Linked DNA regions of Homo sapiens: region 1 is linked to region 2. The links are chromatin contacts, found by Hi-C or POLR2A ChIA-PET in ENCODE. All regions are on one chromosome and are shown on one strand. The core of a region is the stretch at or near the end of the contact, and the rest is flanking DNA. Distances in the headings are between cores, read along the strand shown. Region 1 has its middle 260 kb from the start of SYNE1-AS1. Region 2 overlaps ESR1 (estrogen receptor 1).

Region 1 (5,361 bases), core at 1,987-4,486, 200 kb before region 2:
TACTCGGCTTCTTGCCGTCAGATTGTCTGTATCTTATGGCCCATGAACCCATCGTGTTCCACAGGGAACACGATGGATCGCCCCCCGCCCACTGTTATTTTATAGAGAAGACCACCTCGTGGTTAAAGTGTCCCATCTTCCCGCTTCTGGAGAGGCTGTGAGCAGCGGTGGCCATTGGCGTTGAAGGGTGCCCTGCACCCTCATCTGAGATGGAGCACTCTTCAGGCCTCGCTCTTCCCTCACTTTCCTGTCACTCCTCCCGATATCTGGAAGGAGAAGTCCTCCCTCCAGAGCAGTTTTGCCCTTCAGGGGGTATGGAAATCCCACACAATGAAGAGTGTCATCGTGGAAAAGGCAAGCGCAAAGAGACTTCAGAAGCATTTCTTCTCCACATCACTGTCAACTGACTTCCTCCTAGGCATCTCCCGTCACTGAAGAATCAAATGGCAAATGTTGCTGAGAAAAACATTTGGTTTCAATTAAGAAAAATCTTAGCATACATTCCATCTGTGCCTTTCTCAAAACCCTGTGAAACCCCCAAAGGGGTGTAGAACATCCATTTCCATTACATTTTTGAAGATTTAAACAACAGAACCTTCGAAGAAGTAGGGAACCCTGGTGAGTGCAAACATTGAACCCATGAGGTCGTGGCTCTTCCCCAGATGATTGATTGGCCAATTTAGCAAGGGCCACGCCAGACGCAGATGATGGGGAGATGGGTATGGGGCCATGAGCATCCTCACCCGCACCCAGCGGTTGCTCTGGCAACAGAGAGAAAAAGCTTCATGGAAGGGATGTGGGATGGTTTAAAGAATAGTAAGGAGATAAAAGGACACTGATGGCTGCTGAAGAAGCTTCCATTTCTGCAGTGAGGACAGTCAGGAGCCCTGCTGTGGCCTGGAGAGAGGGAATGGTGTCCCAAGTGAGTGCTGGGTGAGGAAGGGCATAAAGAGACCATCCACTGACCAGGAAGGATGGGAAGGGAAGGGTTAATAACATGGTGGTAAGGAGATTTGCACAAGCAAATGGGAAATATTAGAAAAGTGAACAAAGAATCCAATATAGCTAACATGGAAAAATAAGGCATTAGAATCTAAAAGTAGTAACTTAATAAGAAATCCCGGGAGAAATGAAAGGATTTTTTGGGAAATGATGGCTGAGGAGCAGGAATGTCCCTCCTGGAAAATGGACCCACAGTAGCTTCTCTTGTTTTTGTAAGAAGTGAGAAGAGAAGACTTCTGAAGGCCCAGATGGGAAATTCAACATGCCGAGGCCTGAGATTTACTATAAAAATGCAGGTTAGAGTAGATTGATTGATAGCCTACACCCCAGGGCCAAATATTAAGACATTATAGCTACAAAACTTAATTGACAAACCACATAAAAGATCGTAAAGCAAAGAATAGTGGAGAGAGATGATTTATGAAAGCTAATCGTGTCCAGAAAAGCCGGGCCTCCCAGGGCTGGTCTGGGCTGCCTGAAAGCAGCCCAGTGGACAGGTTCCTTGTTCGGTGCAACCAATTCACCAGCACCATCGCCAAACCTTCACAGGGGATTGTGGAGAAATTGAAATATCCTGAGTGTGTACCAGATAGGTCCAGAAGTGCCTGGGGAGAGCAACAGACATTAATCTCTCAAGTAGTTCACTGAATGCCCACTATGTGGCAGGAACTGCTCCAAGCTCCCTCGGGGAGTCCTCTCGGGGAGGACCTCAGAAGTTCTTGTGTTTGTTTGTTTTATTTTTATTTTTTATTTTACTTTAGGTTCTGGGATACATGTACTGAACGTGCAGGTTTGTTACACAGGTATACATGTGCCATGGTGGTTTGCTGCACCTATCAACCCATCATCTAGGTTTTAAGCCCTGCATGCATTAGGTATTTGCCCTAATGCTCTCCCTCCCCTTGCCCCCCACCCCTTACCTCCTACCCCCCTGACAGGCCCCAGTGTGTGGTGCTCCCTTCCCTGTGTCTATGTGTTCTCATTGTTCGTCTCCCACTTATGAGTGAAAACGTGTGGTGTTTGGTTTTCTGTTCCTGTGTTAGTTTGCTGAGGATGATGGTCTTCATCCGTGTCCCTGCAAAGGACAAGAACTCATTCTTTTTTATGGCTGCATAGTATTCCATGGTGTATTCATGCCACATTTTCTTTATCCAGTCTATCATTGATGGGCATTTGGGTGGGTTCTTGTTTAATGACTCATTAAAAGCAGTCACCAGTGGGCCTTTGACATAGAGAAGAATCCATATTTCCCAGCACCAGTTATGTCCTGAAATGGGATGAAGGCAAATGAGGAAACTAGAAGGGAATTTAATAGAAACAATATCTAATTTAGGGGAGGAAAGGGAGATTAAAGCTGTTAGATCTCTATTTTCTATGAGCAAATTCCTCTGCTTTTAGCTTCTTGGTCACCCAGTTTATGTTACAGTGGGATGTGTTTTTGAAGAGTATGAATGTCCATCTGCAGAAATGGAGGCAGGTGGAGTGGTTTATAAGCATGGAGGCAATTTTTCACTTAGGTATAACACTGAGAAGTTAATTCAGGAAACAGGTGTTTTTCTGAGTGTGGTCATCTCAATTTTAGATTTAGTAGTACCCTGGGGTAACTGTGGCTGATTGTCATACCTAAAGTCACCCAAAGATAATGAAACTGAAAGCGAAGGACTTTTATTCTTCAATTCCCAGCTTCTCACTAACCTGTCCCTTGAAGTTTTAAAATATGCACCAAGAATCCACTGGAGGCTACCACAGACAGGCCTAAATTTGGGAGAGAACCCTCACTCAGATGAATAAGTGCATGAACAAGGTGCAGCCTTCTGCAGCCGAAGGAAGCTAAGGGGGCTGGACAGTTGGGAATGATTAATGAGAAGCAGGGTGATGTGCTGTAACACAAGCTGAACAATGAGAACATTTAATCTAGGGAGCTGAGGAAGCCGGTTGGGACTTGGATATAATCTTTCTAAAATATGAAGGTCACAGAAAAATAAATCAGGCTCATGAATTTGCTTAACCTGTTACCTAATACAAGAGTGGGAACATAACTGAATTTGAAAACCGCAATTATGTCAGGAGAAGAAAGTCCTGGGTAAGCCTCGTCACAGATTTGATGCTACAGGCAATCGAGAAGAAATCCAGATCTCCCTGCTGAATATTCACATCAGAGCCTCACAGATGTGCGTTCCCAGCTCAGGCTTAAATCCTGCCGGACACATTCTTGGAGCTGTTGTTGGGCTCAGAAAGCAAAGCTGCCAAGCAGCTGCCAACTTCGACAGCAATTCCAGGCAGCCAACCCCAAACCCCATTTATTGGCAGGAACCCAGTGGAGGCCATGTCCACCCCTTGCCCCACACCTCCTTGTGGGATTTACAGGTTGAGTGGACACTGTAGGGATGTAAGTAGCCATGGCTTTCAGAGTGGGTTTGGCTCACCTGTGGCTCAAAGAATCAATATTACCTGGAAACCTGTTAAGAATGCACCACATTCAGCCCTAGGGCTGGGCTTCCAAGCTACCACCTGCACTGGATTTCTCCATCTTTGGGCCCTTTAACTCTCTCCAGTTGGCCATGATAGCAAGCAGTAACAGCAAGCTTCCCCATCCTCCTCCACTAACTCAAAATATATTGGCTTCACCGAACAATTGGTTTCCATATAAATCTGGATTTTTATTCTGAACTCTAGTCAATGGTTAGATCTACCTGGCCATTACTGTTTTAATTATAGCAGTATGTAGTATAATTTATTATAATGATGTATATATTTGTATAATATAAAAACAAAATAAAATAGATATAAATAATACAAATATATAAGTATGTACTATAACTAATAATATAGTATATTTGTTACTTCAAGTTTTAATACATCTTAGGAAAAGCCTCATTTCTTTCTCGCTGTGTATGTGTCTATTTTAAAGGCTAATTGTTAAAAAAAAGTCAATTATTTTGATTACAAAAGATCCTCTTGTGTTTCACAGAAAACTAAGTTTCCTATCTACTCTCTCTACATCATCTCCCGCTTTTATGTTACCTTTCTAGGCCTTTTGATTTTCTTATGCAAACAACATATACATTTTTAAGAATTGGATCTATTCTTATTATTCTGTAACTTGCATTTTTCACTTAACGATGTCCCACAGACATATTGGTACCTGTGCCATCATCCTCACTGAGTTAGAGATCTCAGTATCTCTTTTTCAACCACTGGTTTCTTCCAGGGTTTGTTAGGAATCACGGCTGCAGTAGACACTCTTGCGTGTATATGCATGTGTATCTTTTGATAGTGCTGCTTTTATTTCTCCAAGATGTATTGTTCAAAGTGGAATTACTGAATCAAAAGGTATGTACATTCTTCTTTTAGTAAATTTTAATAAATTCTGCCCGTTTGCTTTCTAAAAAAGTCGTGATGATTTACACTCCCACCCACACCAGAGATGAAAACCTCCTTTGCCTCATACCCTCCTTTAATGTACACTAGTGGTTTCCAAATTACGGGACTTATTCCCAAATTATTAATGTTCAAAGTCTGTACATTAGACTCTCTCAGGAAACTTTTAAAAATGTAGAACCCCAGGCCATACCCCAAACCAATTAAATTGGTAGCTGGGGATCAGTAGTTACTTGAAGGTCCCCAGGCGATTCCCAGGTGCAGACGATTGGGAAGGGCTGGCCTAGATGCTATCAGTTTTCTAAAAATATTGCCCAATTGAGAGCAACAGTAGCTCATTGTTTTTAAAATTTGCATGTCCATGGCTAGTTTGTATAATAATTGTTCCATTTGTATTGCCTCTTCTGTGAAGTCTGTTTTGTGCTCCATTTTTCTTTTATCTTTTAATATTATTTTCAATGACCTCTTTGCATATTAGAAAAATTAAATCTGGATATGAAGTGTCCTGACTTCATATAGTTCTTTCAGTCACACAGAAAGTTTCATTTTTATGTCATCAAACCTGGCAGGTTCTTTTTCCTTGGTAGATTCTAGTTAGTCTACATTAAGAAGGCCTTTTTTTATTTTAAGATTATGCAAAAGTTTCTTTGCATTTTCTTCTAGTAGGTCTATAATCTATCTGGAATTATTTTTGTCATTAGTATGAAGTAAGGAACTAGTTTGTCATTCTCCAAATGAATAGATAATTGTCCCAAAACCAATCAGGGACAAGACAGAGAGGCCCCCTGTTGTTATAATTTTCTAGCAACCTAGATGTTCATCAGCAGGAGGATTGTTGAATTAATTATAGTGCATACCTAGTATTCAGTATGGCGTAACTATTTTTATAAAATGAAATCAATCTATATGTATTGATTAGGGAAAATGCCTACTATATATTCTTACATTTTATAAAAACAAGATATAGAATAATATGAT
Region 2 (4,877 bases), core at 2,176-4,675:
TTTCATATAATATTAAAATTAGTTTTACGTTGCCCCTTCACTGTTTGGAATGACTAGTCTCTACCATTCATGCTGCTATGTTGATGGCGCACAGCTGAATCATCCTACCTTAGAGTTTGAGTCAAAATATAATTTTATAATAATGATTGCATTGTATGTACTGAAGACCATGAAGTTGGTAAAGATGAAAAATTAAAGTTGTCAGAAGAACCAGCCTATAAATAAAAACTACAAAGATTCTATCCTTGCTGCTTAAAAAGCCTTTATCTCCACCTTCATGGTGCAAAATAAGCTTTGGTAATTGGGTAAATAAGTTCAATCATGTTGCAGCTGTTTATATGTTTCTAAGGAAGACATATGCATATACATATACATGTACATATACATATACCTGTGTGTGTGTGTTTCTAGAACATTCTTCCTCCTTCATGTGTCTTCTTTTCTTCCTTGCTTACTTAACTCCTACTCATCTCTTTGAGTTCAGCCAAATGTTCCTTCCTCAAGTAAGTTTTCTCAGATCCTCTATAATAATCAATCAACCAAATACTGCTTTTCACAACACCCACTGTTTTCTCCTTCAGAGCACTTATCAAAATTACAACTAAAATATCCGCTGACACTTTAATGTTTAAATGACTGTGTAATGTCAAACTGATTACATTGATGGGGTCAACATGTTCGACATGGGGTCAACAATTTGTAACCTCAGAATCTAACACAATGCTGTAGTGGGCCTCAATTAACATTTATTGGATGATAGATGTATGTGTGAATTTATTACAGTGTTATTTTCAGAGCTACCACCTCTGAAAAGTTCTAAGACCACTAAAAACACTATTGTAATAAAATTGGCTCCCAGGTCATCAATTACTTGATTCCAAAAATTCTAGCTTATCTTGGGCACTAAATTTTTCTTTAAATGAAAAAGGAAAAACCAGAAGTGTTACTGAGTCTCAGAAATGCACATTACATTTTTGTTCCTTAACACTGAATATAACACAAATTTAAATTAAAAACTTCTCCAATTAAATAACTAAAACAATCACAATAAAATGTCAAAGACCATTCAATTGCAAATTGCATGAAAGCAGGGACTGCATCTGTCTTGTTTACCATTGCTTGTGTCCAGAATATCTGTTACACTTCAACAGGTATGTGTCTGTTGAATACATAAATAAGCCTGGGCAGGACTTCATATTAAGGGACACATTAATATTAATGACACAACTTTGATATATTTAAAATATCTTGGCTACTATCAGTTACTGACATTTTATTATAGTTGTCTTCAAAATAGTCCTTTCTAATAATGCAACTCATTTTAAATAATCAATGTAAGTAACAAATCTTATTGCTAAATAAAAGAAATAAGTTAGGATCAGTCTTTCTGCATTAAATCCCTTGATCCAGTGGTATATCTTAATTTGCCTGTGACGTGATTTACAGCTTTATCCCTCCATCCCTTCCCTATATTGCCAAGCTTTATTTTCATTGTCTTATATAAGTTTGGAACAAATCTGTTAATAGTGAGAAGGAGGTTATACACATAGCACACGCAGGATTGGTTCATTAGTTCAGTTTTCTTAGAAGTTATTAATTGCCAACTTTTCCACCATGCTACTGTGACAACCACCAGTTAACTGAATTGTTGCAGATGCTGTTTACTAACTGCTTCTGTCCTTCCCTCTCATCCACTAGCATGTCTACCACCTTCTCAATAAACTAGCATATTTATGGGTAACCATAATACCTCATGATGTCATCTGCCAGCACCCAAATTCAAATACACTGGCAAGTTCTCATAACACTATAGTCCTTTGGGGTGATACACCATTGTGAACCAACTGCCCTTGATAAGTCTACTTAGGCACAGATGAGCAATGATTTCTCCTGGGGGTGCAAAGGGCACATTATCCCCTTTCCTCCTAAATTAGAACTCAATCATACCCTCTCTCATTGCTACACTTGCATGAGATTTAACCAGGGCCTACCAGGGTGGCAGATCTTGTTCCTCAAGCCCAATGTGGGTTCTCCTTCATCCCAGGCTCCAGAGTTAGGTTCCTACCTGCTGTGGCAAACTCAGCAATGAGGGAAGGGAGCAGCTGCAACAGCATGACTGAAGAAAACTCAATTCACATGCTGTCAGCCCTACCTGCTCATGTCTGCCCCATCACTGGGTATCTGCCCACAAGTTTACAACAGCCCAAGCCTCTGCCCTGCTGAGCTGGAATGGACTGACTGAAAAGCACTTGACAAACACAAACTGCTGAATAATCACAGGGATTCCCCTCTGCAATTAGCATGTGTTTATATTTACAATTCATTTTAAAATATGTTATTATTTTTCAAATTAATTCTTCTGCAAAGCAAATACGTAGGGAGCGTGCATCTTCATCTTTTTGCTCAATCATATTGGCAAATTATCATTTACTTTGATGACATTTGTTTCTAACTTAATTTTTAAAAGTTACTGCAACGTTCCTTTCCCAACTTGTTGCTCAACACTGTTTAGCCGAAGCAACCAAGGAGGCAGCCCTCATAGAAGAATGAATTGTTTTGAAATTTTCCGAGAAGTCCAGGCAGGGAGCATCAAGAATGGGAAATCAATCACAGGTTACCACACCTTTAACTGCATGTCAAATCATGCTAACTTATCCGAGCAACAGAAAACCAAGAGTCAAGGCCTAGATCAAGTAACTGGCAAGTAGCATCCACATGTGTTCTCCATGACACCCCTTATGACCTAAAACTATAATGTTCACTCTTAAAACTACTGTGTATTTTATTTTAATAAAAATTCTGCTAATAAAAACATTTCTAGAGACAGCCGTGGCAAGCTGTTCTATAAGAGTCTGATTTATTAATAACAAAATTTATGGGCTGAGAAGAAAGGGAATACATATTTTTCTTGCCTGGCTTCATTTCCCTGTAATATCTCAGTGATGAATCTCCTACTGGTTGGCATTCTGTAGCCAAGAGGAATAACTAAGACACCAAGGTTCAGCCTGTAAAGTTCTGTGTTCTCCCATTTCTTAGCAGTTTTGCAACTCAGGAACTGCAGTTTTCCTTCTCTAGCTTGTAAAATAAACAGTAGTCTCCCCACTTTGCCATGGATCTCTTCTTTGTCTCATGCTGATTGGTGTAGAGCTGAGTACAAACCAAGCCCCTGTTGTCTTTAATTTGGTCATGGAGGAGTCTTCCCAGGATTGCTTGAGTCACCAACATCCAATTACATTCTCTTGGACAAGAAGTGCCTGCCAGTGGGATAGTCATCATACAACAATTCTACAATTGGGTCACAAACAAGTTCATGCTCGCTGGAGATTTAATAAAGCCTCAAGCGGGTGCACATCATATTTCTCGAGACTTAAAAAGGGATATTCATTTTCATAAAGTCTCATTTGTGAACTCTGTCACCTTAAATATATTAGACATCTCTGACACAACCTAGAGTATCAAGGCCCAGAGTACCAAAGCCCAGTGCTGGGCAAATTATGGACTCAATAAATACTTGTTGCATGACAAACTTATGTCTTATCTAGTGGTTAATAGAAATCCCTGGGTTTAGCAAGCATGACTGTTTCCTAAAATATTGATCTGGGCAAGTCCTGGTATTAGAGGATGATAAAATTAAGAATTATGAAGAGCCTGAATCATCACAAAGTTTTACCACTCAAATTTTAATAGAGAGGTCATCGAAAGAAAATATCTCACTCTTCTCACTAATCTGCCAGAAGCAATTCTTTCTCACCATGCTTATTCCAAAGGAGGTACCTATTGCCCCAAGCAGAGAATTTCTCTCTGAAATATGCCACCTAAATTAAAAAATTTCTTAATAAGAACTGTGTCTAGGTCTCTGTATTTTCACTACTTAACTCTGTGTCTTGTCAGTAGATTAGCTTTTCTAAATAATAATCGATGAATGTTTCATGTATTGAATTGAACCAATGTCTTCAGAAAAGACAACATTCCACCAAGGACAGTAGTATTACCCCAGAGCCAGGCTCTCCTCTATAGAAATTCCACGTTCCTTTTCTCTGACTATATTTCAGCATTAGCAACTCCCCATTAAAACCAAACAAAGTAGCAGATCTATTATACTGTGATTTGTTCCTGAATATCAAATATCTCACCCCATCTGATTTGAATTCCATTATTCATTCTCACAAGATCTTATCCACTTTTCAGAAAAATTAATGCATCTCGATGCAGGCAGCGTGTCCACATCTGTTCATTTCACCAATTACCAACTGGATCCTTTGCTTACAATTGCCAAAGCTGAAATTGTATTGAAAATATCTCAAACAAGCTTGTTTATCAAATGTCAAATGCTAAATATATACTGCTCCAGAATATTTGTCCTTCAGTGGGAAAATACTTAGCAACCTGACATAACTACTGGTTTCCTATAGAGAGAGAGAGAGAGAGAGAGAAAGAGAGAAAGGAGCCTCCAGTCAAAATGCAAAGGCTGATGTCAGTGATATCAACAACAGGGTAGCAGAAAAAAATCCAAAATCAGCTGTCCAGTCTTAAATCCAGGTAAGATACATTTATAATATTTTCTTTAAATCTATAAAAACAGTTGAAGTCCTAGGTAACTCATCAGACAGACATGATTAATAGTCCAATGATAAGTAGAACATACTAAAGCTAGCTCCATTTCATCATTTGATTTTTCTGAAGTCCTAGTACTTTGTAAAGATAATTAAGTGGTTCCCTGGCCTTATATGTATTACACCTGTATCCATTTCTAGAAGTCATTCATTCTGTTCATGTTTAGTAGAAATCAGAAGACATGATAAAGTCAGAAGTCAGAAGTTATGGTAAGAATCAGAATGAAAAGATTGCGGCCCAAATAAGGGGGAAATGCTCCTGTT

Evidence for each region. Hi-C counts contacts between places; a loop is a spot of excess contacts on that map. ChIA-PET counts read pairs that join two places held with the same protein, here RNA polymerase II (POLR2A). Pooled maps may share reads with other maps.
Region 1: a pooled map of gastrocnemius medialis shows a loop between it and region 2 (9-fold over the local background). The contact joins two enhancer-like sites. A Hi-C loop is called at or near these places in 1 of 168 maps with a recorded cell type or tissue (PC-9) and 4 of 50 pooled maps. POLR2A ChIA-PET finds 5 or more read pairs at or near these places in 1 of 52 experiments (CD4-positive, alpha-beta T cell).

The regions. Positions count from the first base shown.
Region 1 is chr6:152,115,171-152,120,531 of GRCh38, reverse strand. It overlaps a transcript of ESR1 not described here. Among named protein-coding and RNA genes, the nearest start is that of SYNE1-AS1, 260 kb to the left of the region's middle. Within about 2 kb of position 3,236, at least 4 of the 41 ENCODE cell types and tissues checked have a DNase peak (open chromatin) inside an H3K27ac peak, as active enhancers do.
Region 2 is chr6:151,915,404-151,920,280 of GRCh38, reverse strand. The region is part of intron 3 of ESR1 (estrogen receptor 1); the gene reads right to left. Among named protein-coding and RNA genes, the nearest start is that of ESR1, 110 kb to the right of the region's middle. Within about 2 kb of position 3,425, at least 5 of the 41 ENCODE cell types and tissues checked have a DNase peak (open chromatin) inside an H3K27ac peak, as active enhancers do.